Regions from separate parts of the Mus musculus genome. Here regions 1, 2 and 4 are each linked to region 3. Evidence: chromatin loops called from intact Hi-C (ENCODE). Cell type or tissue: heart. All regions are shown on one strand. Each heading gives the region's core, and the rest is flanking DNA. Links, peaks and the distances in the headings are about the cores only.

Evidence for each region. A loop is a pair of places that touch in the nucleus more often than their neighbours do. Peaks named below come from ENCODE experiments on the same cell type or tissue, not always from the same donor. Only the 100,000 strongest peaks of a DNase experiment are listed, where the experiment ranks them.
Region 1: it touches region 3 in a loop (2.3-fold over the local background); 3 of 42 quality-filtered maps call a loop at or near these places.
Region 2: a loop joins it to region 3, with 2.2 times the contacts of the local background. A loop is called at or near these places in 8 of 42 quality-filtered maps.
Region 4: a loop joins it to region 3, with 2.5 times the contacts of the local background. A loop is called at or near these places in 7 of 42 quality-filtered maps.

The regions. Positions count from the first base shown.
Region 1 is chr5:144,792,022-144,799,734 of GRCm38, forward strand. It overlaps Trrap (transformation/transcription domain-associated protein), which reads left to right. Exons shown (of 71, transcript NM_001081362.2): 17 at 72-266; 18 at 992-1,183; 19 at 1,889-2,054; 20 at 2,580-2,836; 21 at 4,940-5,140; 22 at 6,227-6,378. Among named protein-coding and RNA genes, the nearest start is that of Gm23995, 21 kb to the left of the region's middle. In heart, for the core only: a CTCF peak has its summit at 2,873 (motif pointing right); no DNase peak of the experiment used is centred there.
Region 2 is chr5:145,066,003-145,073,715 of GRCm38, forward strand. No RefSeq gene overlaps it. Among named protein-coding and RNA genes, the nearest start is that of Arpc1a, 14 kb to the right of the region's middle. In heart, for the core only: CTCF peaks have their summits at 3,926 (motif pointing left) and 5,499 (motif pointing left); no DNase peak of the experiment used is centred there.
Region 3 is chr5:144,873,124-144,880,836 of GRCm38, forward strand. Smurf1 (SMAD specific E3 ubiquitin protein ligase 1) reads right to left here. Exons shown (of 18, transcript NM_001038627.1): 17 at 7,502-7,586; 18 at 3,372-6,333. The coding sequence ends at 6,234. Among named protein-coding and RNA genes, the nearest start is that of Mir7039, 20 kb to the right of the region's middle. In heart, for the core only: a CTCF peak has its summit at 3,027 (motif pointing left); a DNase peak (open chromatin) is centred at 2,908; H3K27ac peaks cover 405 bases.
Region 4 is chr5:144,962,728-144,970,440 of GRCm38, forward strand. Smurf1 (SMAD specific E3 ubiquitin protein ligase 1) reads right to left here and starts at 3,103. Exons shown (of 18, transcript NM_001038627.1): 1 at 2,774-3,103. The coding sequence starts at 2,828. In heart, for the core only: no CTCF peak of the experiment used is centred there; DNase peaks (open chromatin) are centred at 1,374, 2,514 and 3,194; H3K4me3 peaks cover 3,156 bases; H3K27ac peaks cover 2,959 bases; H3K27me3 peaks cover 1,542 bases.

The DNA of each region.
Region 1 (7,713 bases), core at 830-5,829, 81 kb before region 3:
ATTTTATGAAGAAGTACATGTTCAGTAGAAGCTTTTCCTTTCTAACTGCCATGGGGCTTCTCCCGTCCTAGGTCCAGATCGCAGGAAATGGACAAACATACATTCGAGTAGCCAACTGTCAGACCGTAAGGATGAAGGAAGAGAAGGAGGTGCTGGAGCACTTTGCTGGGGTCTTCACCATGATGAACCCACTAACATTCAAGGAGATCTTCCAGACTACAGTTCCTTACATGGTAGAAAGGATCTCAAAAAACTATGCTCTTCAGGTATAAAACTCTTCCGAGTGTGTGTGTGTGTGTGTGTGTGTGTGTGTGTGTGTGTGCGCGCGTGTGCGTGTGTGCACGTGTGCGCGCGCCTGCCTACGTGCAACTCCTCCACCACATAGAGCATAGGGACTGAACTCAGGTCTTCAGGCTTGGTGCCTTTCTGTTGTAAGCCATCTTGCCAGCCCTTTTTAGATATAACATTCACTTGAAACTTTTTTTTTTTTTTTAGTTCTGTATTGAATGTTTTGTGTTTACTCATCTACTTTGAGGATTTAGAAATAACGCTGTCTTCAGGGTGTGCATGTAGGGGATATTGGGCAATAATGTTTGAGAATGTTTTCAACCCTTCTGATGCCTCGGGTCACTTCCTTTCCAGAGTAGAAGCGATTGAGTGTTAAATGCAGGCTGTCAGGTTTTGATGGTGAGCTGGGTCGGCAGGTTGGGTGCCGTGCTCTGGTAGGAGGCACACACTCACAGCTCATTTGATGCACGGGGTGGTGGTTTTCTCAGCATGTCTGCGACCAGTGAGCTTTGTTTGAGAAACTCATTCCTTTGCCTTTTGTAGCTGCTTTGGGGAAGAGGATAATTTTTGTCCCGGGTATTTCTTCAAAGCTTCCCCCTCCCCTCAAAGCTGAGGACCAGGCCGATAGCCTTGCGTTTGCTAGGCAAGTGCTATATCCTGGAGGGACATCTCCAACCCATTTTGCCGTTTCCTGTTTTGACAGATTGTTGCCAACTCCTTCTTGGCGAATCCCACTACCTCTGCTCTGTTTGCCACCATCCTGGTGGAGTACCTCCTGGAGCGGCTGCCGGAAATGGGCTCCAACGTGGAGCTCTCCAACTTGTACCTCAAGCTCTTCAAGTTGGTCTTCGGCTCAGTGTCGCTGTTTGCAGCGGAGAATGAGCAGATGCTGAAGGTAACGCGCGTGCTGCTCTGAGGGCCACTGCGGCTCTGGCTTTTATTGCTTCATTTATTTTTATCGAAAATTACAGTGACTCCATTTTACATGTGTATGATACATGTAATTCAGAATTAAGGCCTCGTATGCAGGCATGTAAGCCTACCTCTTGGGAGGTGAAAGCTATAGATGAAGGGAGCCTCAGCTACTTAGAAAATCTGAGGCCAGCCTGGGCTACATGAGCTGCTATCTCATCAAAAACCTAAAAAAAAAATTCCGGCTGGCGAGATGGCTCAGCGGGTAAGAGCACTGACTGCTCTTCTGAAGGTCCTGAATTTAAATCCCAGCAACCACAAGGTGGCTCACAACCACCTGTAATGAGATCTGACGCCCTCTTCTGGAGTGTCTGAAGACACTACACTACAGTGTACTTAAGTATAATAATAAATAAATAAATAAATCTTTAAAAGAAAAAAGAAAAGAAAATCCACCCTCAGGTAACTGCATAGTAACCTGGGAACATACTAAGAACGTCTTTCATAGATATTGCATAGATATGTTATGTTTCATAGATATGGCAGAGACCTCTCTACGTTCTGGCCACTACGTTCTTTAGTTTGCTTTGATGAAATATCAGCTTCATGCTGCTTGAGTGCAGGGGTGAGGTGTATGAGCCCTAGACTCCCAGGCACTCCCTGACCTGACTGCCTTCCCTCTGCCCAGCCTCACCTGCACAAGATCGTGAACAGCTCCATGGAGTTGGCGCAAACCGCCAAGGAGCCTTACAACTACTTCCTTCTGCTCCGTGCTCTCTTCCGCTCTATAGGAGGTGGCAGCCATGACCTCCTGTATCAGGAGTTTCTGCCTCTCCTTCCAAATCTCCTCCAAGGTAAGAGCAGTGGCTCGTGCATCCATCTGTCTGTCTGACTGCTGGGCTCATCCTTTCTGCCTGGCAAAGCTGATGGGAAGGGGTGGGTGCTGGGACCGCCCTCCCCCCACCATCCACCACTACCCCCTCCACCCCCACTCCCAGAGGAAAATAAATGTATTAGTTTCTGTCATCAAACCATGTTGGACTTTCCATGTAGAGGTCTTGTCTGTGTTTACTGCAGTGCTCCCTCCATACAGATGGTGTGAGTGCAAAGTAAATTTCCCAGTGTACTGGGTGGCCCTTGCCCCTGCTTAGCCTCATGTCCAGTCCTTCTCCTGGTCTTACTTAGATGTGCTCAGGCGGGTTTCCTCCACATCACCAAAAGTGCATGCTGCTTACACAAGCATAGGGTAACCTATAGGAACTCCCCCAGCCTTTGTTGTCACTGTGGAAGGGACCGTGACTGCAGTCAATAGGTCTAACCGTGGGCACAGCTGACGTTGCCTGCATCAGGGAGCTAAAGTGCCCCCACCCCTTTCCCAGGACTGAACATGCTGCAGAGCGGCCTGCATAAGCAGCACATGAAGGACCTCTTTGTAGAGCTGTGTCTCACCGTGCCAGTCCGGCTGAGCTCTCTCCTGCCCTATCTGCCCATGTTGATGGATCCCTTGGTGTCTGCCCTCAATGGGTCTCAGACATTGGTCAGCCAAGGCCTGAGGACCTTGGAGTTGTGTGTGGACAACCTGCAGCCGGATTTCCTCTATGACCACATTCAGCCTGTGCGTGCAGAGCTCATGCAGGTAAGACCGCTTTCACCTCTGCACCAGCAGGGGGCATCAGCTCCACATGCCTCTAGTTTGTCCTAGGGATCCTCTGTGCTCAGTCAGAGGCAGACTCAGTCGTGCTTGCTTGCCTGGGATGTACTAAACACGTTTAGCGCTAGTGCATGGTGAGCAGCTTTGTGGCAGTGTTGCTTCTCAGTTTAAGGGAACTTTCCCAAGCATCAGAGTCTCTGTAAGCCAGTGTGAAGGCAGATGGTGCGGAGTTGTGTAGACTCGCAGAAAGACCCTTTCTGTACCCACAGAGATTTTTTTGCTTTTATAGTAAAAGATGCAGCTCTTCAGGGAAGCAGATGGGCACCTTGCCTGCCCCAGCTCCCCTCAAGAGGAAAGGGGCAGTTAGTCAAAGGTTGTCTTAACGTCTTAGGGGTTTGTTATTAGAAGTCAGGAGTGAGGAATCGTACACTATTCACTGTGCTTTGTGCTATGCCCGTGATGGGATTGATAATCCCTGGGGGCCGGCACTTGTGCTCCTCTGTCTCACTAGCATAGGGTCACAACCAGCACTTCATGGTGGATGCTCAGTGACTCCAAAGTAGATTTCAGGAGTAGCACCTGGTCTGGAGGCAGGACTATCAGATCCTGTCTGTCCATCCTGGGGTTATTTCTTGGTCTCTGTGCACTGGAAGAAGATGGACTGGAGTCTATATAGCATGGGAGGACTGCAGAGCCTGCTCTGAGAGCCGCACTGTCAGGTCTTGAAAGCAGAGCTTGTCTTGAGCTGAGTGTGTGGGGGCCGCTCGGGGGCCGCGGAAGCAGTGTGGCTGTTGGGGCTGAGGCGGTGTTGAGCCACAGTTTGCTTTAGAACGATAACCCTCGGAGACAAAGGTTAAGGTCCTTTTTAGTTTCTAGAGGCCAGTGACCCCCAAAACAAGCGGCAGTGTTGGTGTCTCCTGACCCACGCTGAGCCTCAGTGCTGCCGTAACCCGGCAGAAGACCCTTCCTGAGGGACAGAAGACCCTTCCTGAGGGACAGAAGACCCTTCCTGAGGGACAGAAGACCCTTCCTGAGGGACAGAAGACCCTTCCTGAGGGACAGAAGACCCTTCCTGAGGGACAGAAGACCCTTCCTGAGGGGCAGGCGGGTGTTGGGAGAACATGAGGGAAACTGGGATCTTGGTTGGTGTGGAGAAATGTCCCAAGGCTTCATGTTACTTGAATATTGCTGGATTCCGACAGTGAGTGTTGTCATGGAAGTTAGGAAAGTGATTAAAACAAGGACAAGAGTGATTTTGAGACGTAGGTAATTCAAGTGAGGGGACCCAGGCAGCGAGTGCAGTGCTGTGCAGCAGGCGGCGCAGGCGTGGCGTGCAGGGCATCCCTGAGCTCAGCTAACCCTGCAGTCAAACTTTAGGAGCTGACGTGCACAGAGACTGCACACTGAGGCTTCAGAACACGAGCACTGGGCGTTGGGCTAGGGTTGTCTTATATAAGGCTGTGATAAATCTCTAAGGGCTTCTAAAGACGGCCCAAGGGTGTGTGTGCGCACACTAGGGATGGAACAAGGTCTCATGTAAGCATTTTGGCAGAGACTAAACCATCCACATGGAGGCTCCCTGTCCTTAGGGGAAGGTTTACTGAGCAAGGAGGGGTGTGGTCAAGTCTGTGTTCAAGGACATTGCTCTGCCCTTGTGTCTATTTTCTGTTTTTCTTTAGCCTGGCTCTCAGGGACCCCCTACCACACACACCCTTACCTTCCATAAATGGAGACTTAGAATACATGACATTACATATTTGCCATGTTTCATGTTGAGTGCAAGTGTCCACAGAGGGCAGAGAGTGACGTATCCCCTAGAACTGAAGTTTATGGGCAGCACCATGGATGCCCTAATGCTTTGCTTTTTTTTCTGTGCCATCTTTTATATAAAGGAGCTCCAAAATATGTTTGTTTGTTTGCTTAGTAAAGGCAGACCTTCTCTGGGGGAGGACAACCAAGGGGGAGCCATGTTTGCGGGACAGAAGCAGGAGGAAGAGTCCCTATATCTAACAGATTGGAGTTGTGGTCGGAAGCTGTGTGAACTTGCTGCCTGGCTAGCCTTTGGTGAAAGCCAGTTGGTTTTTTTAGGCTTTGTGGCGCACGCTTCGCAACCCTGCAGACAGCATCTCCCACGTGGCCTACCGTGTGCTTGGGAAGTTTGGCGGCAGCAACAGGAAGATGTTGAAGGAGTCCCAGAAGCTGCACTATGTTGTGACTGAAGTTCAAGGCCCCAGCATTACCGTGGAGTTCTCTGATTGCAAAGCTTCTCTCCAGCTTCCGATGGAAAAGGTAAAGTTGGAGCTTCCGGGAGATCGTGTTTTGCTCTAAGGAAATTGATTTCAATATCAAAGACATATGTGAGCCAACTCTGAGGGAAGGACAGGAGTCACGGGACAATCTTGGTTGGGAAGGTGGCTTGCGTAATGCTTGTAGGCCTGTGGCAGGGTGTTATCCAGGAGTTGAGGACTCTTGAGAGTAGAATTCTTCCCCGTTGACCAGCTCACCTGAGCTCCTGGTCTGTTGTCATCTTGCTGGGCCTTGTTTCCAGGACCATTGAGAACTCAAGTGTATCTATAATTGTTCCTCATCCCTGGGCTCCCAGCATCTCACTTTTTTATTCACGTTTTTATTCTAACTCTGCTGTTGTCTCCTTTCTGGCTCTTTGGAAATGAGTTAGTGTTGTACCTCTGTGTTTCTCTCTGTCTCCGTCTCTTTATCTATGTGCATATGTGTGCATGCAGATGTGTGGCGGAGCTGCTAGTTGGCTGCCTCCTTCAGAGGGAAGTGAAAGCCTTGTTTTTCAGGTCCCTGCTTGAGGGAAGACTGTGTTTGTGCAGCCGTGGCTCCTGAGCTCCAGACCCTTATGGGTGTGTGGCTGACAGCCTACCACGCTGGACCCTCCCAAGCTCCTTGACTTCCTGGAGTCTAACCCTGGTCACTAGACGGGAAATTGGGGGTAGAGAGCAGGCTGAGCACTCACTAGCATGTGCTACTCTTGCAGAGGCTGCTGCCTCAGTTCCCAGCATCCATGGTGCTGCCCAGAACTCCAGCTCGAGGGGATATGACACCCTCTGCCCTCTGTGGACACCTGTACTCAACATATACATAACCTATAGACAGATGCACACATAGACACATAATTAAAAGTAAAACCTTCCAGCCAGAGTGCTGTGCACTCTTAATGCTATCTGTGGCCGTGCAGCTCCTTGCTTTCTTCACTGTCTCTGCTTTCAGACTCTGGTTTGTGGTTGCCTGTTAGACTGATGCCCTCCCTCTTCAGTTTCCTTAGCAAGCTAATGCTGGATGTGTGAGTGTGTGTGAGTGTGCGCACACGCCTTTCTGCGCACACTGTACATACTGTGCTTTTTATCCTAGGCCATTGAGACCGCCCTGGACTGCCTGAAAAGTGCCAACACAGAGCCCTACTACCGGAGGCAGGCATGGGAGGTGATCAGGTGCTTCCTGGTAGCCATGATGAGCCTGGAGGACAACAAGCATGCGCTCTACCAGCTGCTGGCGCACCCCAAGTATGACTTGGGCTATTTTCTGGGACTGGAGCAGCTCGCCGCAAAAATTAGGAACATAAGTGACTGCCCAGGAGTCTGCTAGGAGTGTGCCCTTTCAAACAGCCAGGGCAGTATGTAACTTACCCAGTGACACAGCATGTAGCGTCTGGAGCAGTGGGTCTCAGCCTCTGGGTCATGACCCCTGGGGCAGATGATTCTTATACAAGGGTCACTTAAGACCATTGCAAAACACAGATATTTACAGTATGGTTCACAACAGTGTCAAAATCACAGTTGTGAAGTAGCAGCGAAAACACTTTTATGGTTGGGGTCACTACAACATGAGGAGCTGGATTAAAGAGTCGTAGGAAGGATGAGAAGAACTGCTCTAGAGAAAGGGAAGAGAGAACATGGCCATCTGGAGTAAGAATTGGTCTTGGATCCATTTCAGTGTGTGTCTTGCTGTCAAGGAATCTAGGGCCATGTTTGCACTTTGCATGGCTTTTTAAATGTTGTTCTTTTTGTGTTTAGAGACAGGGTCTCATTTAATGCAGGCTGGTCCTAAACTCAGTATGTGGCTGAGGGTCACTGGAACTCTGGTTCCTCCAGCCTCTGGCTCTTAGATGCCAGGTGACAGAGCCACATCTCAGCCCGTGACAGACCCTATGCTATTCCCACTTCATCGTTGGTTAAATTCTTACAATTTGGTTTCATTTTGGAGGCTGGGTTTCTGTGGGTATCCCTGCCAGACCTGGAACTTGTTACATAGGCAAGGTTCACCTCAAACCCATAGGTAACCACTTGTCTCTGCCTCCACAGTGCTGAGGTTAGGTTGTGTTTGCCACCACACCTGGACACACACACACACACAGACACACACACAGACACACACACACACACACGAGTTTAAACTTTATTTTAAAAAATAATATTTTTCCCTGCTTGTGTGTGCATATGACCGATTGTTTGGGGAGGTCAGAGAATTCTCCCACCTAATGCTGCTGTCACAGGCACATGTGGGTCCACACCTAGCTTTTGTGTGTGGGTTCTAGAGATTGGATATAATGCCCTCCTGTCTTGTACAACAGAGACTTAGCCTCTGAACATCTTTCCAGCAATGCATTTTTTTTTTTTAATCCAGAATTTAAAGTTTGTTCCCTACACTCTTGGGTGGCATTTTACCCTGAGGTCTTTGCTGTGCCTGCAAGCAACCACGTCACAGGGTTTATGCTTTTAATCATCTTTTCAGAAACTTCTCCGTCCCTTTGATTCTTGTTCTGATCATCACAAAGGGCCTCCCCAAGTTTAGAGCGTGCAGGCTCAGCACAGTTAGATACCAACATACAAAGACAGGCC
Region 2 (7,713 bases), core at 1,219-6,218, 190 kb after region 3:
TCAGAAAACCCCACAGTCAGCTCCTGAGCATGAGTACAAACAAGGTGGGCATACACCCATTACGTCTGACCATTTCATTTCACTTTTCAAAGAGCCTGTTTTTGAGACAGAGATTCACTATGTAAACCCAGGCTGGCCTGGGACCTGCAGGATGGTCAGCCTCAGCCTCCGCCTCCCAAGCAGTAGATTCCATGGGAAAGCCTGCCCAGCTTTTTTGACATTATTTTTATTTTAAGGTTTATTTATTTATTTTATATATGTGAGCGCACTGTAGCTGTCTTCAGACACACCAGAAGAGGGCATCAGATCCCATGACAGAATGTTGTACTGGGAATTGAACTCAGGACCTCTGGAAGAGTAGTCAGTGCTCTGAAACACTGAACCATCTCTCCAACTCTCATGATATTATTTTTTGATGTAGCAGAGGTGAGATTGGATATTGCTGAAACATTAAAATGTAGAGTTCCAGAGGAAACAGATTGAGCCGCCCCAAGGTGAAAACCAGGACAGTCACAGCAGACGGCAGGTTTACAAAAGGAACACAGCCATTCAGGGCAGAATCTTTTTTAAAAAATGGCAGGTAGAGAGATGGCTCAGTGGTTAAGAGCACTGACTGCTCTTCCAGAGGTCCTGAGTTCAATTCCCAGCAACCACATGATGGCTCACAACCATCTGTAATGGGATCTGATGCCCTCTTCTGGTGTGTCTGAAGACAGCTACAGTGTTCTCACATATATAAAATAAATCTTAAACAACAACCAAAAAAAAATGGCAGACAGAGCTGGAGAGATGGCTCAGCAATTAAGAGCACCAGTTGTTTTCCCAGAGGACCTGGGTTTCCTTCTCAGAATCCATATGGCAGCTCTGTTAACCCCCATTCCAGAGTATCCAGTGCAGCCTCTGGCCTTCATGGGCACTGTATACAAGTGATATATATAGATATATAGATATATATATGCCTATTGTCTGCCTGTGTGAATATACATATATATATGCCTATTGTCTGCCTGTGTGAATATATATATTCACACAGGCAGACAAAACACTCATATACATAAAATTTTTAAAAAGTCTAGCTCAACAGGTAAAAGCGCCTACCACCAAGCCTGACAAACTGAGTTCAATTCCTAGGACCCACATATTGGAAGAAGAGACCAGACTCATGCATGTAGTCTTCTGACCTCCACCTGAGCCTTCCACAAATAAATAAATAAATGTGATTTTCAAGATTTCAAGAAAACGTAGGAAGCTAACACCTAGGAAAATATAAACTCCTGCCTGTATGGGACTGGGCAGCTTCAAGCAATGTCTCTCACATATATAATATGTATATGTATGTATGTATATATATATATATATATATATATATATATATATATATATACATATATATATATATATATATGCACTCATATACACAGAGGTTTTTTTTTTTAATGCAAGCTCACCTAGAATAGGCTACACTATCATCTCATTTTCTGCTGTGCCTTTCTCAAGTGAAGGCTAGGCCAACCAAGAATACTGTGCACAAGTTAGATAATGAAGAGCAAGCATGAATGGTGGAAATTGTCCTGATCAAGTTGGGTACCAAACACCACATGACAGGCAAGGACATTGCCTCAGTGGAGATCATCCGTCTGTCCAATACAGACTTCTCCAAAACTGTTTCTGAGGAGTGGCACTTCCACATCTGAGGCCACAGCAAGTAGGTAAGTACACCACTTCTGCTCTGAGCTTTGCAGAGGTCTTTGTGTCATCCAGTAGTGCTACCTATTCTCAAAGGCTTTGAGTCTCTGTCACCCTCTTGTGTGTCTCTGAGCACCTGTCCTCATGTTCACATACCTACACACACACACAGAAAGACACACAGACACACACACATAGATACACACAATTAAAATAATAATAAATCTAAATTTTAAAATTTTCTGGATGCTGGGCAGTGGTGGCACACACTTTTAATCCCAGCACTTGGGAGACAGAGGCAGGCAGATTTCTGAGTTCAAGGCCAGCCTGGTCTACGGAGTGAGTTCCAGGACAGCCAAGGCTACACAAAGAAACCCTGTTTTGGAAAAAAAAAAAAAATCTGGGGCCAACAAGATGACTCAGCAGACAATACTTCGTATTGATAGTAAATTGTGGCTACAAAGAAGCAAGTGTAATAAAAGTTAAATTAAAAAATTAAAATCCAGGGGACTGGAGAAACAGCTGAGCAGTTAAAAATATTGACCACTCCTCCAGAGAACCTGGCTTCAGTTCCTAGCCCCTAGACTGTGAATCACAATGAACTATAACTTTAGTTATATACTGGGAATCTTACACCCTCTTCTGGCCTCTGTAGGCACCAGGCACGAATGTGATTTACAGACACACTTGCAGGCAAAATACCACATATATACAAAATTTACTATGAATTTACAGCATTTAATGAACAGTAGCTTAAAACCTGAGTATACACATCACAGAGGCAAAACAAGCCCTGGGTCCCTTAGGAAAGAACACATTTGGGACCTTGGAGAGTCCTGCATCAATCGTGGTGGAGGGAGGGGGCAGGCTGTGCAGTGTTTCTGACCCTCTAAGGGGGGAGGCAGGGACTGACAAGATGGCTTAGTAGGTAAAGGGGCTTAGTGCAAAGCCCAATAAGTTAGTTTGATATCTACCATCCACATGGTAGAAGAGGAGCGGCTCCCACCACTTGTCTTCTGACCTCTGTATACAAGCCAAGATATTCACACAAGAATGGATTAAAGATGGCCCTGCTCACGGTTCTGCCTCTATAGGGACCTTCTCTAAGTCTCTCTCACCCTCATGCAAGGTGGCAGAGGTCTCAACAGCAGAGGAGAGACATGTGAAGGTGGAAACAGGTTCCTGTGCAGAGCACAAGCCAGAGAGCCGGGTTACTGGAGAATGAAGTCAGCTGTGGGGAGGGAGATGCAGGAGTTAACATCCAGCTGCTGCTGGAATTAAAGGGTGTGGCAGTGTGGCGTTGCTCAGGATCAAGCACTGGGATGTTGGTAATGAAGACTCTTTTCTAGTTGACAGCCTGTATGTGCATGTCAACGACAGAGTATGTGACTCATGTCTGTAACCTAGGTGTTATGCAATAATTCCTCATAGACAACTGTAATGCCTTCCTGATAGGACTTAATAAAAGAAATATGAAAAACTACAGCTTGTTTTATTGCTATTTATTTATTTAGATAGTCTTGCTATGAAGCCTAGGCTGACCAATACAAGTCTCTATGTAGCCCAGGCTGCCCTTGAATTAAAAATAATCCATGTGCCTCAGACTTCTAAGTGACGCATTGTATACCAACAATGCCCAGCTTTAGAACTCTCTCTTTGCTTGTTTGTTTGTTTGTTTGTTTGTTGTGTTCATTTTATGGCAGTTCTAGACCTCACTCTCACTTTGTGGGCCAGGCTGGCTGGAAACTCACAGAGATCCACCTGCCTCTGCCACCTGAGTATGGGAATTAAATGTGTGGACCACACCTAGCTTCAGCACTCTTAGTGTGTGTGTGTGTGTGTGTGTGTGTGAGAGAGAGAGAGAGAGAGAGAGAGAGAGAGAGAGAGAGAGAGATAAAGAGCAGGTGCTCAGAAAGGACAGAGGCATTTAGTCCCCTGGAGCAGAAGTTACAGGTAATTGTGAGGAATGTGGATGCTGGGAATTACACTTGGGTCCTCACAAGAGGAGGTAACGCTGACAAGCCATCACTTCAGCCCCTAGAGGGTCTTGTGCTGTTTTGTTTGTTGTTATTTTCTTTTCTGGATTGTGTCTCACGGTGTAGCCCCAAGATAAATAAGTTCAAGGCAAGCCTGGGCTGCACAGGAGTCCCTTGTGAGTGGCTCTAGACTCTAAGCATCTCCAGACGGAATTTGTTGTCTCTTCTGCGACTAGACGGAATGTGGAAACACTGCCCTCTGGTGGTCAGTGTCTCTACTGCTTTGTGCGAGGACTGCCTCAGAGACCTTAGGGAAAAAATCAGCCATCTGTAGAGTTTGTGAAATTGTTGAAAAAAAAAGATAGTAATGTAATTTCTACTTGATGTGTGCTGTTGATGCACAGTGGTGTGGGGAAAGGCAGATCATTCTAGTTTGGACTGGTTAGTTATCATGGTCAGAAAGTCCCTTTTAAAGCAGTTAGGACAGATCACGCTGTATTGGGCCTTTATTTCATTCTAATATCCATATTTATGATCATCTAAGTCTAATCCACACACACTTAAGCTATATTTACCCGGGAGTGTCTGAGAGGGCTTCCTCAGCTCTGAAATAAGGGGAACAGCGGAATCTTCGTCATAGGAATGTGACGTTCACATTTGCATCTCTGTACATGTATGTGCAAGAGTGTGTGTGTGTCTACACGCATGTGTCACAGCTTATGAGTGAGGTCTGAACAATGCGTTGGAGTCTGTTCTCTCCTGCCACACATAGATTTCAGGAATTGCACTTAGGTCTGTGCGTGCGCACATGTGTGGAGGTCAGAAGACAATTTGCAGAGTAAATTGTTCTCTCCTTCTATCATGTGAGTTCTGGGGTTAAATTCAGACCCTCAAGCTTAGAGTTAAATGTTTTTACCATTGAGCATTCTTGCCAGCCCCAACTACTAAAACATCTGTTCAGTCTGTCTGTCTGTGTGTCTGTCTGTCTGTCTGTCTGTCTAGGGGGTCACGGGGAGTGCACATTCCATGGCCACGTGTATGAAGGTTACAGGATAACTTTTAGAAGTCAGTTCTCTCCCACCACATGGGAGCCAAGGCTTAAACTCAGTAGCCAGGCTTGGCAGCAAGTGCCCTACCCACTAAGCAATACCACTGGCCCCCAACTTGCTTTTTTGCTTTGATTTATTTATTTATCTATTTGACAGACCTTAAACTAGGAAGGAGACCCACCAGCTTCTGGAACTAAAGGTGTCACCATGACACCTGGCTCCAAGTTACTTTTGGAGCAAGGTCTATGTTCACTGGCTTGGAACTTGTGAATCAGATTAGGCTGACTGGCTAGTGAGCCCCTGAAGTCATCTGTCTCTCCTTCTTCTCCAGAGATGGAGTCATAAGCACGGGACACAGGGCTTCACTTCTTTCTTTTTTTTACCTGAGTTCTGCCGATCACGCCCCTGGCCCTCAGGTTTGCAGAGCAAAACTTCCATTTACCCGAGAGTTCGCAGCTGCACTACTTCCCCAGCCCCGAGTGTGGCTTTTAAATACCTTAGCACAGAACTCATCTTGTATGACAATTAGACATCTGCCATCGATCTTCAGATGCTCTGTAGAACTTCAGCATCTGGTCCTCAGAGGACGGCTCAGCTGGGCCCATCATTGCAGCTGCTGACAGCTGCAGGACTCTTGTTGGAGAAATCCCAGGATGGTCCGAGACCTTGGCAACATTTTTTCAGGAAAATGCTTCATCTGTGTCCTCCTCACACTCTCAGAACTCCAAACAGCCCCTTGACGAAGTTCTTAACTGCAGAGGGCCCAATTCGCAACACCTTCATGGCGGCTCACTTCCATGGCAACTCCAATTCAAGGGGATCTAGCGCCATCTTCTGGCATTAGTGGGCACTGTACACTTGTGTTTACATACATCCATGGGGGCGGTGTGTGTGTGTGTGTGTGTGTGTGTGTGTGTGTGTGTGTAAAAAATGTAAATTACCTGTAATGTGAGGTGAGGTGATGTTTCTCCCTCAGTTGTTTTGTTTTTGTTTTTTCAAAGAAGCACTTCCAGGTGGTAGTACACACCTCTAACCCCAGCTTCTGGAAAGGCTCAGGCAAGAAGGTGACAAGTTCAAAGTCCACCTGAGCAACTTAGAAACACTCTGTCCACCCCCCAAAAAATTTTAGAGGCGGGGGTGTGTGTCATATGTTCATAACTCAGTGGCAGGATGTTTGCCTAGAACATGCAAAATACTGGGTCCTTAGCACAACATACATACAAAGGAAGTAGGCGGCAGAGGCAGGGGGATCTGGTCTATACAGTGAGTCCTTGTTCATATATATATATATATATATATCAGAAAGAAGGGAGGAGGAAAGCGAGGGAGAGAGAGGGAGGGAGGAAGAGAAGGAGAGGGAGGGCAAGAGAGAGGGGGAAGGGAGGGGGAGGGAGAGGGAGGCAGGGGAGAAAGGAGCAGTGACATGGCTCATGTTAAAGGTTAAGGGTTAAAGTTCAATTTTCAACCAAGCCTGACATCCTGAGTTGAATCCCAGAAACACACACAACCTCAGGGTGCCGTGGCATGCATGTGCCCACACACGTACACACAGCAAATGAAGGCAGAATACATTTTTAAAAGAAATACTTATTTACTGTTGAATGGTTATGTTGTTTCACCTGCATGTATATCTGTGTACCACATGCAGAAAGCACCCATGGAGGCCAGAATAGGGCATCAGATCCCTAGAATTGGAATTACAGATGGTGGTGAGCTACCACGTGGGGTCTGGGAAATAAACCTGGGTCCTCTGGAAGAGCAGCCTGTGCTCTCATCTGCTGAGCCATCTCCCCAGCCTAGGAATACAGCTTAAAACAACAACAAAAACATAGTGACATACACTCTAAGGGTATCTGATGGTTATTTAAAAACACTTATTCTTCATTTTATAATAAGGTGTGTGTGTGCATGTCTGCATGTGTGCGTGTGTGTACATGTGTATGTGTACATGCCTGTGTGTGCATGTGTGTGAGTGTGTGTGTGTGTGCGTGTGCGTGTGCGTGTGCGTGTGTGTGTGTGTGTGTGTACATTCATTCTTGCAGGTGCCTACAGAGGCTAGAAGGGAGCATCAGAACCTCTGGGCTGTTGCAAGCTGCCTAGTATAGGTGCTGGGGTCTGAACTCAGGATTTTTGGAACATGCTCAACCACTGAGCCATCCTTCCAACCCTGGTGCTTAACGCTGTCAACTTGACATGCTCTAGAATCAAGCAATAGATATAACCAGCCCTCTGAGTATACCTGTGAGAGATGTTTCTAAACTGTGTTGATCGAGGTGGGAAGCGTTCTCTAAATGCGAATGATGCCATTTGGTGGGCTCAGTATAAAGGAGAAAGCAAGCTGAGCGCCAGGATTCTTGGTTTCCTGCCTGGATGAAGGGTGACCAGATGCCTCCTGACCCTGCCCTTGCCCTCATCCCCATGTCCCCATGCTTCCCCCACCCCAAGGGACTGTGAACCTTCAGACTGTGAGCACCACAAGGGACTGTACCCTCAAACTGTGAGCCAAAGAAAAACCTCCCTCCCTTAAGTTACTTCATAGAGTATTTTGTTATAGCAGTGAGAAAAGTAACTAATGCTATTATGTAAAGTATAATCTCTGACCTTGAAAAACAATGACAGCCATTATCCACAATAATAGGAGCTGGGGCTCTGACACCACATTCTGCAGAGAAAATGGACCAAAGACTACTCAAATGGGTCTGCTGCATGTCCATAGCTAGGTTTCAAGGCTGCAAATTAGTGTCACCAGGGCTTTTTTTTTATGTTCCCCTGCCCCCGCTCTGGAACCCAAACATGAATCTCAGTAGGGAACCCAGAAGGTTCTGAGACTTCTTTATTATGTAGCACACTTGTGGGTGTTGCCAGGACTCGGGAAATCATCACAAAACCCCTCAAGCCTCCCACTCATGATCTACTCGGAACCAAGGCTAGGATTTATTGTAAAAAGGACATTCTGAATGAGAGCTGAATCAAGAGAATCTGCTAGGAATCTTTAGGAGTTA
Region 3 (7,713 bases), core at 872-5,871:
AACAGCCGCTTCTTTAGTGACCTCAATTCTTCTGGGACTTCTTTTCATCTGTTGGGTTTTGGATTTTGCTTTTTTTTTTTTTTTTAAACTATGGCCTGTGGTGTGTGAATGTGTGTGTATCTCCATCATGCCTACCTGCTTGTCTGCCTGCCACATGTATGTGAATGCCCACAGAGGCCAGATACCCTGGAGATGGAGTTAGAGGTGAATGCCAATCCGGTCCTCTGAGCCATCTCTCCAGACTGAGAATCTAAAAAAAACACACTTGAAGGGTACTGACAACTCTACCCTTCTTTGCCCTGTGATACATATTTATTTAGTTTACTTTGCAGACATGGGGTCTAGCTGCATAGCCCAGAATGGCCTGGCCTTCACTGTGTAGCCCAGGCTGCCCTTAGACTTCGGTTATCTTGTACAAGCCTCAAGGGCTGGATCATGGGCAAGAGGCACGGTGCTCTGACTGCTTTTAGCCTAAGTGTTTAGCTCAACCATACTACTGTCTTCAGAGCGCCCCTTCCCCACATAGCTGCTCCTCCTGGTTAGGTCCGTGGCCAGCCACGTCTTCTCCCTGGGCCTAGCACCAGGCTCGATAGGCTTCAGCCGATCCAGTGTGGCTCAGCTCAACTGGGTGGTTGGCACAGGACTCAACATGACTGGCATCACGGCTGACTGCTGGGTCCTGCCGCTTCCTTCTGCGTATACGCTTGTCCACACTTGCCGCCACCCTTGAGACCGGAACCTGGGTCCAGAGCCTTTAGAATGGTATCTGAAGCTGTCACACCTTCCGAAGGGTTCTGAGTCGGGACTGAGCTCCTAGATGACACTGGATGTGTCTGAGGGCATCATCAGGGCAGCTCCTGTCTGCCCTTAGCTCAGCTCTCATCCACCTTCCCTTCTTATTGGACTTTTCACACAGGCTTTTGCTGTGCAGCCTAAGGTAGCTTTGATTTTTGTTTTGAGACTGTCTCGCTATGTAGCTCAGGGTAACCTAGTATTCACGTATATAATCCAGGCTGGCCTCAGACTCAGACATCTGCCTGCCTCTTGCCTCCTGAGAGTAAATCTGTGTACCACCTGGCATCTTGGTGTTCACACTCATGTGTGGAGCGGTCAGGGAACCGTGAGAGTTTGTACTCTCCTTCCACCGTGGGCTCCTCAGCTGTGCTCACACGTTTCTCCACTGAGCCCGTCTCCCTGTTCAGAGCTGGAGCCTGTAACAGCCTCCTGGTCTCTGATTCCTTAAATGGTCAACACTTACTACATATTTACTAGGCACTGTAGTAAATGACTCAGGGCCATTTTAAACATCACTACTGCAGTGTGTGCGTGCATGTGTAAATGTGTAGAGGCCAGAGGACGGATTCCAGGTGTCTGCTTTGTTCTTTCCTTCTCCTGAGGGAGCTGAGGTTTGAGCTCAGGTCATCAGGCAGTGCTACAAAGCACTGGTTACCCTCAGCCATCTCAGTGGCCCAACACTTGGTTTTCTTTTCTTCTGAGATAGTGTCATGTAACCCAGGCTAGCCCAAAATTCCACATGATCCTAAGGCTAACCCTGACTTCCTGACCCTCCTGCCTCCACTTCCCTCAGGCTGGGATGACCTGTGGCCACTGTTTCCCTCTACAACAGACCCTCCACAGCTTTCTGAGGGAACTGGGCCTGCGGGAGTCCCCAGTGCTGTCACCACCTGACACTTAGTCCCGTGACCAGCGTGATGTGCAGCAGCAAGCTGGCCAGACATTGTGGGTAGAGGTGGCAGATTGGGGTCGGGTCACCCAACCTGTCCCTTCCTGTAGCAGCAGCAGGGGCCATTAAGTAGAACAGAGTGGTGGAGTGGGAAGGGAGCCTGTCAGAGGTCACTGTGCTGCCTCAGGCTACGTCGTGGGGTTGTGTGGATGGGCACCAAGTGGGGATTGTCCAGGAAGCACACGAATGGGGAAGACTGAGGGAGGTGGCTCTGGGGCACAGTGGTTGGGAGCTGCTCCAGCCTGTGCGAGAGTAACATTCTGCACACAACTAGCTATTCTGACTGGAGGATGTCCTTCCTACCTGTCCCTGTCCCACCATCCTGTCTGTGCATCAGGCCACAGGGCGGCAAGAAAGCCTGCGCGTGTGGCCTGCAGCCAGGTTTGCCCTAAGCTTGGGATGAGACTCAACTGCATTCACCTGGTTTTCTAGGGATAGGGACGGGACATCTCCAGCTGTGAACTGCAGGCCTAAGGCCGCTCTGGCTGGGGACACTGCCCTCAGCACTCCCTGGCAGATGGGGGACAGCAGTCTGCTAGTCAGATGCTCTGATGAAGCAAGGGCCTGAGACTGTGGCTTTTGTGGCCCCCTGACAGTGGTCCCAGGAGGTGACCTTCAAGGATGACCTCAGGACTCCTGCCCCTGCTGGTGTGATGGTGGGGGCGGGGCTGCCACCAGATGCCCACTCTGTTAGGATCTGACCTTGAACTCCTGTTAGGACAACCGTGAGGGAAGTCTGCTGAGCTCAAGCCAGTCTGCTCTGTTTCCTCACAGAGATGGAAGAGACCAAGACCCCTCAGGAAAAGAGTGGACCTTAGTGTTCTGAAGCAGCTATGACCCACACAGCACTTCCTGTATGAGGGCTCTGAGAGGCGTGGCATTGCATCATAGGTGAGCAAGTGTGGCTTTTTTTGTTGTTTTTTTTTTGTTGTTGTTGTTTTTTGAGACAGGGTTTCTCTGTGTACCCCTGTCTGTCCTGGAGCTCACTTTGTAGACCAGGCTGGCCTCCGCCTGCCTGCCTCCCAAGTGCTGGGATTAAAGGTGTGCACCACCACTGCCCAGCAAGTGTAGCTTTTGACTTGGGACAAGTTTCCCACCGTGTGAGAAGCCTCTGCGCTAGGAAGGGTCCACATAAAGTTATCACCGGGCACGCTGACCCGACAGTGTGATACGGATTCCAACAAAGGCGTGTACACTTGTACTGTGGGCAGCCTAAGATAACCTGCAGTGCAGCAGCGCAGGAAAGGCCTTGGCTCAGCAGCTCAGTGCTGCCACCAAGTGGCAGAGGCGGTACTGCGTCTGCTTAGCACTGGTATTTCGTTTGGTTTTTTTGTTTTTGTTGTTGTTGTTTGTTTTTTTGGGAGGGAGGGTTCGAGGCAGGGTTTCTCTGTGTAGACCAGGCTGGCCTCGAACTCAGAAATCCACCTGCCTCTACTTCCCGAGTGCTGGGATTAAAGGCGTGTACCACCACGCCTGGCTTCATTTGTTTTTTTCCACAGTTCTAGCTTGTCTTTATTTACTTGGAGGCAGGACTTACAAAAGTAAATATACTAGAATTTTGTTTCCACATGAAAGTAACAGGTACGCAAAGAAAAATAAAAAAGAAAGAAAGAGAGGAAGGAAAAAGGAAAATGTAAAGTTGTGAGTTTATTGCATATGTAACAAAATGAACCTGACCTTCCGGGTCCAGCCTGCTCTACAGTCAACGCTTCGTGTTTCCAGCTGGTTCCACAACTGCATTAAATAGAACTAGCGTTTCTTTAAATACTTTCGATTCTGACATAAAACAGAACATTAGTGTACAACTGTCACAGGAAAATGGACAATAAAAACTGGGAGAGCAACTAGGGCTAGCAGCAGCACTTCAAACAGGACCTTACAAAATAACTTAGAATACATTATAAACACAGTTTAAAAATCCACACCGTCAGAAGGCTGCCATGTGGCCCACAGGCTGCAGTAGGGTGGGGCGTGTTCTCTGCAGAAGGTCAGTCCAGCGCCCACCTGACCTGAACCTGGCCATGTGGCCAAGCCAGTGCAGGGTCAGTAATCCACCTTGTGGCAGATCCTCCTAACCAAGCATGAGACTGCGACCTGCTGCCACAGCACTGCTGCAGCCTGGCGCGTCCTCTCTGAAGCACTGCGGAGTAGAGTGGTGTCTGCTGCGTCCCTGAGTGTGGGTGCCGGCCGCTGGTGAGGAGAGCCTGCGGAGCCAGGCTCCTGAAGCATCTGGGTGATGTGGGGCCACCAGGAGGGCTGACGATCGAGATCTTACGTGAAAGGGCTTCACCCAGACCCAAGCAGGGCAACCAGGAGCTGTGCCGTGGGCTGGCCACGCAGTGTTCTTTGAGGGGCGTCAGAAGGGCCTAACCATGGTAGACAGACAAGGAAGTGCAGCGCTACCAACAGAGGACAGTGCTGCACATGAACAGACCTGGGAGGTTGTGACACTCAGAACTGGCAATGAGGGGACCCACAGGCGACGCAGGCACAACGGCTGGTAGAAGCCTCAGTGGGTGGTATGTGCGCCAATCAGTCAGCCCCTGAGGGCCTAAGCTCTGGATCTTCCTCAGAGGGCATCTGACACAGGACTCCTAAGGCTTGTCTCCCAATCACTTCCGTGGCACAAACAGTGTGACTTGACATTCCTGCAGTGCATCCTCAGAGCACAGGACCCTGCAGACTGGGCCAGTGTGCAAAGGCAACAGGCAGTGTGTCCAGTCTCCGGAAGCGTGTCACTCTGCGGGGTCTGGATGCTTCCTGTGGACTGGCTGAGACTTAGGGCACAGGCTTCCTGGCGCCTTTTGAATCCGAGAGTCACGAGGGAGCTGGGTTTTAGAACACCCTCGGAAGCATGAAGGTAGATGAAGTACAGAAGCCCTACTGGGGCAAGGCAGAATTGAGAGACTAGTAAGGCCCCAGTCTGGCCTGGGAGGTGGGGCGGGTTCGGTCCTTGTGCGGTGAGGTCTACCTGGCATCCTTTCTGTCCCCAGACCTGGCAACCCAGAGCGCAGCTGACTCCTATGCTGGACAAACCTCTTGGGTTGGGGGCGTATGTGACCTATGAATCCACTCCCCATCACCTCAGCCCTGCTTCCAGACCACACTGGACAGAAGCAGCAGGAACAGAAGGGAAGACACTTCCCTATCCCCAGCCTGAGGGTAAGCAACAGAAAGAACACAAAAGCTGGTGGCCCGCAGGACCTCCCATTATTCCCCAGACAACCTGAACCCGGTACCAATGAAATGTCTTGCTAATGAATTACCCTGTTCTCGCCCCCACCACAAACAAAAACAACAAAACCACAAACGGAGGCATGGCTGCCGCTCTGCTGTGAGAGTCAGCGCTGTGAAGCCTGTGCAACCTGGACGTGGGGTTAGAGATGTGTTAGAGATGCTGGCTTTGGCCTTGCTCCTCAGAAGACAAGGAAGCAAGCAAGCTGAGGAGAACTGTTAGCATCACGTTGCCACTGGGGACGAGGGCCACGTAGGAGGTAAAGCCCCACCCCACCCTGCTGCCACACGCTCCATCACACCTGCTTTGTGCACAGCCCCGACCCTGGGGAGCTGCATCAGGGGCCCAGGTCAGCGGCCTCTCCTGCTGTCCCGCCCAGTGGCTGTGGTGCAAGGCTCTTCTGTTAGTTTAGCTCTTAGCAATCCCCATATAAAAGTCCATTTCAAGACAGCCAGGAGCCTCCGGATCCCCAGGCACAGGAGCAGAGCTGGACCCGGGGGTCTGAGGCTGGTTTTGGTTATTCTTTGCTTAGCTCCATGACGTGATAATTTCAAACTGGGTAGAGAACACAACAAATTGTACTTTTAAAGATTTTTTTTTTCCCCTGTGCAAAACCATTCTTTTTAGCCAGGATACTGCGAAAAGGAAGTACCTGGGCTTCCAGTGACGGCCGCTGCAATTCCCTTACCTATCAAAGGGGAAAACACATCCTGCCTCGAGTGTCCTGCCACGGTGGAGTTCCAGCAAGCATACACTGTGCATTTACCTTCTGCTGCTTAGAAATCCACCTGCTACCTGAACAGGCTGTGAGCCTGTGATGGACGCCTCTGGAACTTGAGCTCAGTAAGCTGTCGGCAGCTGCTGAACTTGAAAGGGGGCTTTGAGGCTCCAGTCAAGGGGAGCTAGCACAGAGACCACGCAACCCTCAGCGGCCCAGCGGCTCCTGACCATGGGTCGATGCTCGCGGAGACACCACAGCCTTCCCACCGTGCCAAGGAGGCTGAGGGCGAAACCTGGCTGCGTTTTATTGGATGGGTGATGGAGGGGTGGGCAAACTATAATAAAGGAGAATAAATGGGTGGGAGCCACCTAGGAAAGTCCCCTGGCCTGCCCTCTCCAAAGGAGGAGGGAGACGAGCCTTTTCCCTCGGTTTCTGGAATCTCAGGCCTCAGCCCGCCACGCGGGAGGCGTGCAGACGCCATATGCTTTGGGTCTGGTGGTTGTGAGCAAGACTCTGTGGCCACTGGCTGCTCTTCACTCCACTGCAAAGCCACAGGTTTCCTCCACCGCTGTCAGCAGCTTCTCATAGAGCTTCTCATAGGACTCATAGGGTGGGATGTCGATCCGATTAAAGCTGGAAAAGGGCAAAGGAGCCAGCGTCACCGCTGGGAGGGAGGCACTCAGCCCCATCCACACTGCCGCAAAGTACAGCGGCGGGCAGGCGGGCGGGCATGGCGTCTCATCTCCCTCGGAAGATGCACACGCACTTCAGCTCTCAGCACAGCCCTTGTTGCTGTGTTTGCTTCTGCCAGTCAACCCACAACAAGTGTCACAATCCACACAATCAGCGTGTAAGCTCACTTCTGCTCGCTGTTCTGCCTCTGGGTGTGCTTTCTCACACTGGAAAGAAGCCCCGGCCTGCTGTAATCTGCACTGGTGACCAACAGGCCTTCTAATGAGGTCAATCCCCTACCACAGCATGCTGGGTCTCCAAGGTAAGAGAACACCAAATCCTAGAAAGATGGGTGCGTACCTACCTTCCTGGGAACTCAAGATTTGCAGGGGGAATCTCATTTCCAGTATTTGTGAAAAGAGACACATCTATTGTCTCACAGTAACTTAAAAGCGGTGGCCCGTGGATCTCAGGCACAGAGCAGTCAGGAATGGTCTTAGAGACTGGGCGAAGGCTACGCTCTCGTTCTCCCCCACCCCTTTTCTCTAGCCTTATGAAGGGACACAGTGCCATGCTTCAATACCACACACCTATTCTGTAGGAGCTCGGGCCGTACCATGCTGAGGCGGCCATGGGGTCTTACATACACGCTCCTGGGAATGGATGTCTTAGCCCATCTTCAAATGTGAACAACAGTTAGGATGTACTTAAACCACTCATCTCAAACCTCTTCATTTGGTCACAGACAGCATCTAAACCTCCTGTGCTACCATGTAGCATCCCCACAGCCTTGGGAACTAGAATCCTGAAGGAGAGGTAGTGAGCCTGAGACAGAATCTTTCAATAAGGTTCTGAGAAGGAAAATGTGGAGCCGCACATCAAACAGACAATAGTTGCCCTTTTCTGCTAGGCACATGCACACATGCACAACACACAACCAAGGGACAGCCATGGCCCTTCAGGTTACAGTCCCAAGTGGTGGCACCACAGCCTTAACAAAATCTGATGCCCACAGCAGCGACCCAGTGGGACCTGCTGACTCCAGTCACTTGGCCCCAGGGTGTGAGCTGAGGTTATGCGGAAGGACACACAAAGGCCGTTTGTCTGATCCCACGGAGGCAGGGCTTACCAGGTATGGGCCTTGGGCAGGTTGTCTGTATTGGCGTCTATCAGGTGAATGGTGAACAGCCGGGGCCCTGCCGCGCCTGTAGAGCCTTACAAGACAACATTCTAGTTACTGTACTTCAGAGACAAGTCCTAGGAGTACCTGGCCAGGAGGCTCTGTGGCAGTGTGGCATGCTTGAAGCCAAGGAGCTTAGCGCCCCTACATATGGCCTGCCC
Region 4 (7,713 bases), core at 1,125-6,124, 90 kb after region 3:
TTCTTAAAAAGTCATCTTTCCCCAAATACAAATTCATAAATAGACTCCATAACAGTATTTATCTCTGGAGAGACTGCTACCCAACTGTCCTCACTTCCTGTCACAGCAGAGAGATGAAGGCAAGCCTACCTCATGTTCAATAAAATGGCTGGTTCCAAGAGTTTCACGATTGTCATCACATAGGCACACCATCCAGCAACCCCCAATCCTATGATGACGCTCACAGATGCTCTCAGACCATGAGCTTTAACACCCATCCCTAGTCCTTCCCCATCAAAAGCCATCCAAAACTCTGACACTTTCCAAGTCTGCAATACCAAAATTAACCAGTTGACCAGGATCTGTTAATAGATACCTGCCACAAATTCCACAATTAAGCCACTGATCTCATTTCTACTGAAACTCCCCAAGTCAGTCACTTTAGCGGGAAGGCTGAAAGCAACCTGGATCATATCTGAAGTCATAGCCCAGTGTCAATGAGCAGCAAACTTTCCCAAAGATGACTGTCAAAGAACCTAACTTCCTAACTAACACATGCCCTTCGCATGTCCACTGAGCAAGTCTCTTCCAGTATCTGTCCAGAGGCAAAGATGGCCAATATGACCGGGGTCTGGGTTCTAGTGCAAACACCGTTATCTGCTCCCACATCTTCAGGGAAAACTATCAATCTTTTCTTAAACACAAGAAACTTTCCAAGAATTTCCACCATGATCACAGGTCTTACCCTAAGGCTCTGCCTGAAAGGACAAGCAGAAGTCTTAGTCCCCAACACACTGCCTTGGAACAGAAAAATCCAGGGAACTCCCTGCAAGGCCTCAGACTTAACGATGTATTTCCTCTTCTGAGCTGGAAAGCCCCAAAGCAGGCCCTCTGCCAACCCTGCCATGCATGCAGCCTTAGGGATGGATTCACACTGGTAAGGTCTGCAGAGAAAGGAGAGGGAGAAAGAAAGAGGAAGCTGAGGGCAGTGGTCCAGACTCCGGACCCACGAAGAGGGACAGCTATGACAGAGAGCTCTCCCCTTGCCTGCATGCAAACTGCCCTGCTGCTGTCAGACCCACAGCAAGCTCTGCGCTCACCTTTGAAGGTGGCACTACAGAGCACTTAGCAAACCTGAACATTCCTCTGAAGACTGAGGGGAACAAGGCGCCTTGCACTAGAGCAGCTGCCACAGCTCAGCTTGTGTGGGAGGGGGGACTCAAGGATGTGGCGAGGGGTGAAGGCATTGCAGAGGAGGTAGGAACCAAGGACTCGTCTCTGGAGTACTAAGTGGCCTGGCCTCGGGGAGAACGGAAGTGGACTAGACTGGAGAGGTCTGGACCACTGATGAGGTGGGGGAAGTGAGAACAAGACTGGGAGACAGACGTTTGGTCCCAGACAGGATTGAGGAATTTGCGACTTAAGGGTGGAGGCTGTAAGACAGAAGCGAGTGGGCGGGACTGAAAGATAAGTGAGGGCGGGATCAAGCAGGGACGGGGGCGTGGCTGAAAACAGTAGAGGGGGCGGAGCCAAGAGAGGAGAGGGGAAACTAGAGAGATGGAGATGAGGAGTGGGTGAGGCGGTGGGAGAGCAAAGAGAAGCAAGGCAAACGAGTAGGGGGTGGGATGATTCGAAGGGACCCAGAGAGAGAAGGGAGAAGGTAGATAATGTTCATGTGAGAGAGTGGGAAGAAAGAAAGGAGAGAGAGATGAAGTGATGAGAAGCTGCAAGGGAAAAGAGGGAGGGGACAGGCGGGAGGATGGTGAGGGGTGGGCCTAGAGGGGAACAGCAGGTAGAAGGAGGATGAGAGTGAAGAGATGGATGATGAAAATGTGAGGTAGGGGTGGAAAGAGCGGTGGAGGTGCAGCGAGGGGGCGGGATCTACATGAAGTTGAAAGGTGTGTGGCTATGTACAAGGCCTGAAGAAAAGCAGGCAGGGGGGTAGGTGTGGATCAGAGGGTGCTGGGGCGGTGTCAAGAGAGGACACTAGAGGGGACCGGTGGAGGGCCCCGAGGGGTGGTACCTATATGCAGCTGAGGGTAGGTGTGGGGCAGAAAGGAGAGGGGGGGGGGGAGTCCTGTAGTGGAGGAGCTAGGGGGCGGGACCTGATCCAGAAGGGTAAAGTTAGGGGCAGAGGGAGAAAGCTAGGGGGCGTGGCCCATATGCAACTGATGGTAGGTGTGGGCAGATAGAGTAGTGTGGGCAGGGGGGGATAGGCAAGAACCTGAAGAGAAAGGAGCCAGAGGCGGGGCCAAGAGAATCAGCCACAGGGGTGGAATCTATGATAGAGGGATGAACAGCAAGCCAGGCTTAATGCAGAAAAGGCAGCTGCCTGGGCCTGCAGAGCAAGCAGGGGGCGGGGAATGATGCAGAGGGAGGAGCCATAGGGCGGGTCGCCAAAGCTACAAAGTAGTCAAGGGGTGGAGCCTGTGAGGGGGAGGGGGAGTCTGCAGAAGAGTCGAGGGCTGAGCCTAGTTAAGGGGGCGAGTCTGCAGATCGGAGAGGCGTGGCTTGATGCAGAGGGAGGGCGGGGCTGCCGCAGCGGGGCGTGTCCTGATGTGCCAGGGGCGGGCCCTGATGCAGAGGGAGGGGACGGGGCGGCAGGGGCGGCGCCTGCAGAGCACCCGGGGGGCGGGGCCGGGAGCGCGAGCGAGGGGCGCACGCCGTAGGGGGTGCAGCGGTCCCGGGACAACGGCCGGTGCAAGGGGGGGGGGGGGGGAGGGGGCGGGGCGGGAGTCCGCAGGGTCCCTGGGACAGTCTAGGGGCGCGAGGGCCGCGGCCCTGTCGTGCCTACCTGTCAGACGGATCTTGATGCTGGAGCCGTTCCTACGGGTCCCGGGGTTCGACATCTCCCGCCAGCGGCCGGCCGGCCTCGGATCCAGTGCCGCCGCCCCCCAGCCCGGCCCGGCCCGGCCCCGCCGCCGCCTCAAGGTTACGGCCACGGGCTGGGCGCCGGGGTCCGAGCCGGGACGCCGAGTGCGCGGCGCAGGCGTTGGGCCGGAGACCACGGGCTGGAACCGTAGAACCGAGCGCTCGGCCGCGCCGCCGCCAGGAGCCGCCCCTGGCTGGCCCAGCCCGGAGCCGCCGCGCTCGCAGCCGGACGCCCGCCGCCCTCGCTGCTTCCGCCGCCGCCTCCCGAGCTGCGCGCGCCCGCCGCCTTGCCGGCCCGGCCCTGCGCGGCCTCGCGCTTGCGTGTGTGCGTGCGTGCGCGCGCCCGAGCACGGCGCTACGCGGACCGCGCTTGTCCTGGGCGCGCGCAAGGGGGTCTGGGGGAGCTGCAAGGTTCCTGCAGCCGGCGGGGAGCCTTGAAACAGACACCACCGTGGCCACCACCGCCCCACACACGTAGACGACACACACGCACACACAAGCGGCGCAGTCGGAGCTGGTTCTTAGTCACAATCTCAGAACCAACTGATTTGCTTGTGCGACGATTTGGGGGAACCGATTGTTTCTTCAGTGTCGGACTTTTCAAAGCTCCTGATGGAAGCCAGGGTGTTGCATGAAACCCCAAGAACCGTGCGCGCGTGCGCGCGTGGGTACACACTAGATCCTGCAAGTTCCAAGGGAAGACTTCCCGCAGTGATCGAGTGTCGGATGTGCCCTGTGCAACTGGTGTATTCGATTGACAAAGTGGCTAGACTCAGAGGAAGTGCGGCATATGGACCAGCTAAACAAGATGAAGGATGTAAATGGAGAGGTGGTGGTTTTGTGGATAGGAACCTGCATGCAACTGAACTAACCCAGAGAAGTAAGCAGTCGGGTTTTCGAGTCCCTGCCTTCTGATGAACCCACCCCCAAACCCCCAGAGTGTCAGGCCGGTAAAAAGTAAAAGCCGGGCTTTCTTTCCCCAGCAAGCAAACCAATCTCTATGGTAACGCATTCTAGAGAGGAAATAAAAGGTTCTTGAAAAGGCTGCGTATATTTACCAAACTCCCATCCGACCTGAACTTAATTCACTTCATGGGCAGACTCTATGGTTCTTCCTTAGAACCAGCTACCCACAGCGTTTGACCACCCTCTTTGGAGACAGGGGCTCATCTGTAGCTGAGGCTGACCTCAAAACTGTGATTCCCCCTACTCAGCCTCCGGAGCGCAGGGATTACAGGCTTGTACCTGTTCTTGTCCTAGGCAGTTTGGTTTTATGAGCCTGTGCAGCCCAGACTATTTAATAATGGAGGGAAAATATCTTAAGAATAGGATCGTGTATGGGCAACGGTTAATCCAGACTCTAACTCTGCTTCCATTTCTAAGCCGTTGTCGCTGAGAGCGAGACCCTAGGTTGGAATAAATCCATTTAGGAGTCTTTGATTGGTGTTGGGAGAATAGCACCATTGGTAAGGTGTTCGATGGTGCAAGCACAAGAAGCTAAGTTTTGTGAGGCTTTTTTTTAGATATTTCTGTTACCTATATAGGAGTGTTTTGTGTGCGTGTTTGTATGTGTGCATCACAAGGTGCTGGATCTGGAGCGGGTGTTTGTGAGCCACCGTGTGGGTGCTGGGAACTGAACTTAGGTCCTCTGGAAGAGCAACGTGTGCTCCTAACTGTTCAGCATCTCTCCAGCCCCACGGTACAGGTGTGCTGGTGAGTTTGAGTGATCCCAGCCCCCTGGGAGGCAAAGACAGAAGGATCCCTGGGACTAATAGGCCAGTAAGCCTCCATGAATCAGGAACCCTATGCCAGTGAGAGACTCTGCCACCAGAAAAAATGGAGCTGGGGGATAAACAGTGGAGAAAAACTGAAGTTAACCTCTCTCTCTCTCTCTCTCTCTCTCTCTCTCTCTCTCTCTCTCTCTCTCTCTCTCCCCCTGCACTTCTCTCCTTCCCTCCTTGCCCTGTCATTCTCTTTCTCTGTATCCTCAGCCATACCTCCCTTCTTTCTCATTCCTCTTCCCTCCACCTTCACCCACTCACACACACACACACACTCACACACTCACACACACTCACACACTCACACACACACACTCACACACACACACTCACCCACTCACACACACACACTCACCCACTCACACACACACACACTCACACACACACACACACACACTCACCCACTCACACACACACACACACACTCACCCACTCACACACACACACTCACACACACACACACACACACCCCCGCCTCAGCTCACATGTGCTTTTCCTTCCTCCTGGGTCCACTCTCCTGCACCCTCACCCAGGAGTCTTGGGTTGCTCCACCTCTTTGTTTCCTTACCTGCCTAGACGTCTGGACCTTTCTTCACCTGGTTATCCCAACCCCTGAGTCACAAGTGTGCGTCTTGGAGGCTAAGTCATTTCCTCTGCCCATTAACTGGGAACGCACACTGTTGTCTGCTAGTCGGAGAGAGTCCTAACAGTATTCTGCCATACCCTGCTTCAAAGAGAAGACTGTCCTCCATGCTTTGATTGTCGTGTGTGCGTTCCTGTGTGCCGCTCCCTGAGCACATGTGTACACACATCTGGAAGATACAGTCACACATTATTGGGTGTCTTTCCCAACCATTCCCCACCTCAATTCTGAGACGATTTCTCACTGAACCTGAAACTTAGTGATTCACCTGAACTGGCTGGCCAGCAAGCCCCAAACATCCTTATCTCCCCCTCCCAACACTGGGATTACAGATGTGGGATGCCACACCCAGTGTTGACTACAGGTGCCTGGAATCCAGCTCAGATCCTCATACGTGCAAGGCAAACACGTTATTGACCCTCCCCAGCCCATTTGTCTTTAGGACAAGATCTCATATGGCCCAAACTGGCCTAGAACGCAGTATGTAGCTAAGGATGATCTTTAACTATTAATCCTCCTGCCTCCACCTCTTGAGTATGTGAAATGCAAGATCACATCATGAAGTCTGATTTTGTGCACCTACTGGGAACCGAACCCTTGAGTTCCTACATGCCAGGCAAGCTCCCTATCCACTGAGCCACATCCTCAGCCCCTTTCCCACCTTTTGACTACCAAACTGAATATGACTGTCATCTGCAGACCAAGGTCTTCTATGCCTCTAAATTTACTTTCTTTCTTAGGCTTTTCTTTCTTAAGCAGAGTAGCTCTAAAATCTATATTCTAAACTCCTATCACATTATCAGCTGTTCATCTGATTAACTGAGGTGACAGTTTGAGGTCAGTCTAGGCTACACGAGTCCCCATTGGAAACAAACAAACAAGGTTTGGGAGCTGGCTCATTTGGTAAAGTGATTACCACAACACACACAAGGACTAAGAACCAGACACAGCAGCACCCAAGGAGCAGCTGGGAGGATTGAGTTTGCTGGCCAGCCAGTCTAAACCAGGGCGGCCCAGTTCGATGAAAGACCCTGCCTCAAAAGACAGGTTGGGACCCTGCAAGACCGCTCATCCGGTAAAAGATCCTGCGTGGATCCACTCAAGTAAAAGATCCTGACCATCTGAGTTTGATCCCTGGGACCCACACTGTAGAAATACAACCGACTCCCACAAGCTGTCCAATGACCTCCACTTCTGCGGGGTTAATACCCTCAACCCTTCATTCATTTGTCCTGTTATTTTTTAGAGGCCTGTGGAACCTCTTTCTAAACTACCCCTTAAACAAAACACTATCAATCAATATGTGAGCTTTCACGGAATGTGGGTGTTTGTTTAGAGATAGCCTCAAGTAGCACAGGCTGGCCCTGAATTTGCTCTGTAGCCAAGGGTGATTTCAAACTTTGATCCTCCTGCCTCCAGGATGTCAGGAATGTTCCTACTAAGATCTGAAACTCTAATCTTAACTACCCCAATTGTGCAAAAGCAGAAACAAGTACAGACTAATGTGACAGATTCCCCAGTCCCCAGAAGGACTGGGACCTGTGCCTCCTTACCTAAAGGCATGAATATAAACAAATTAAGGTAATATGGGGTTTAATAGCATCTAGTTTGTACATGGGCAGGATGTGATCTAATTACTGCTGCTCTTTCTGCCTACGGAACACCATCTTTTTTTTAAAGGTAGATACGTCTAATCTAGTTTCATCCTCTTGGCCTGATGCACATCATAGCAAGATAGTGTGAGAACTGACTCTGCCTCTCTCTCCATCCCTCTAATCCCAAATCAGCCTTCTATCCTAGGATCTCCCTAAGGCAGGGGTTGCCCAAGACCATCGGAAAACACAGATATTTACATGACGATTAATAACAGTGGCAAAATTACAGTTATGAAGTAACCGTGAAAATAATTTTATGGTTGGGGTTACCATAGCATGAGGAACTAGATTAAAGGGTCGCATCATTAGGAAGAGGGAATGCCACTGCTCTAAGTGAATGGGATGTGGTTTTAAGGTTTCAGTTTTGGGGCTCATGAGAGGGTTAAGTGGGTAGAGGTGCTTGCCGCCAAGTTCACTAAGATGATCAAAATCCAATCCTCAAGACCCACATGGTGGGAGGAAAGAACAACCTCCTGACGGTTGCCCTCTGACCTCCTGAAGGCTGCCCTCTGACCTCCTGAAGGCTGCCCTCTGACCTCCTGAAGGTTGCCCTCTGACCTCCTGAAGGCTGCCCTCTGACCTCCTGAAGGTTGCCCTCAGACCTCCTGAAGGCTGCCCTCTGACCTCCTGAAGGCTGCCCTCTGACCTCCTGAAGGCTGCCCTCTGACCTCTTTACAGGTATGCCATTGATTAAACATGGGTCTTCATGGGCTGTGGAGAGAGAAAAAAATCTGTCTCAATTTTTTTTTAAATTTTGATTTATTAGGGCTCCCTAATGGAAGAG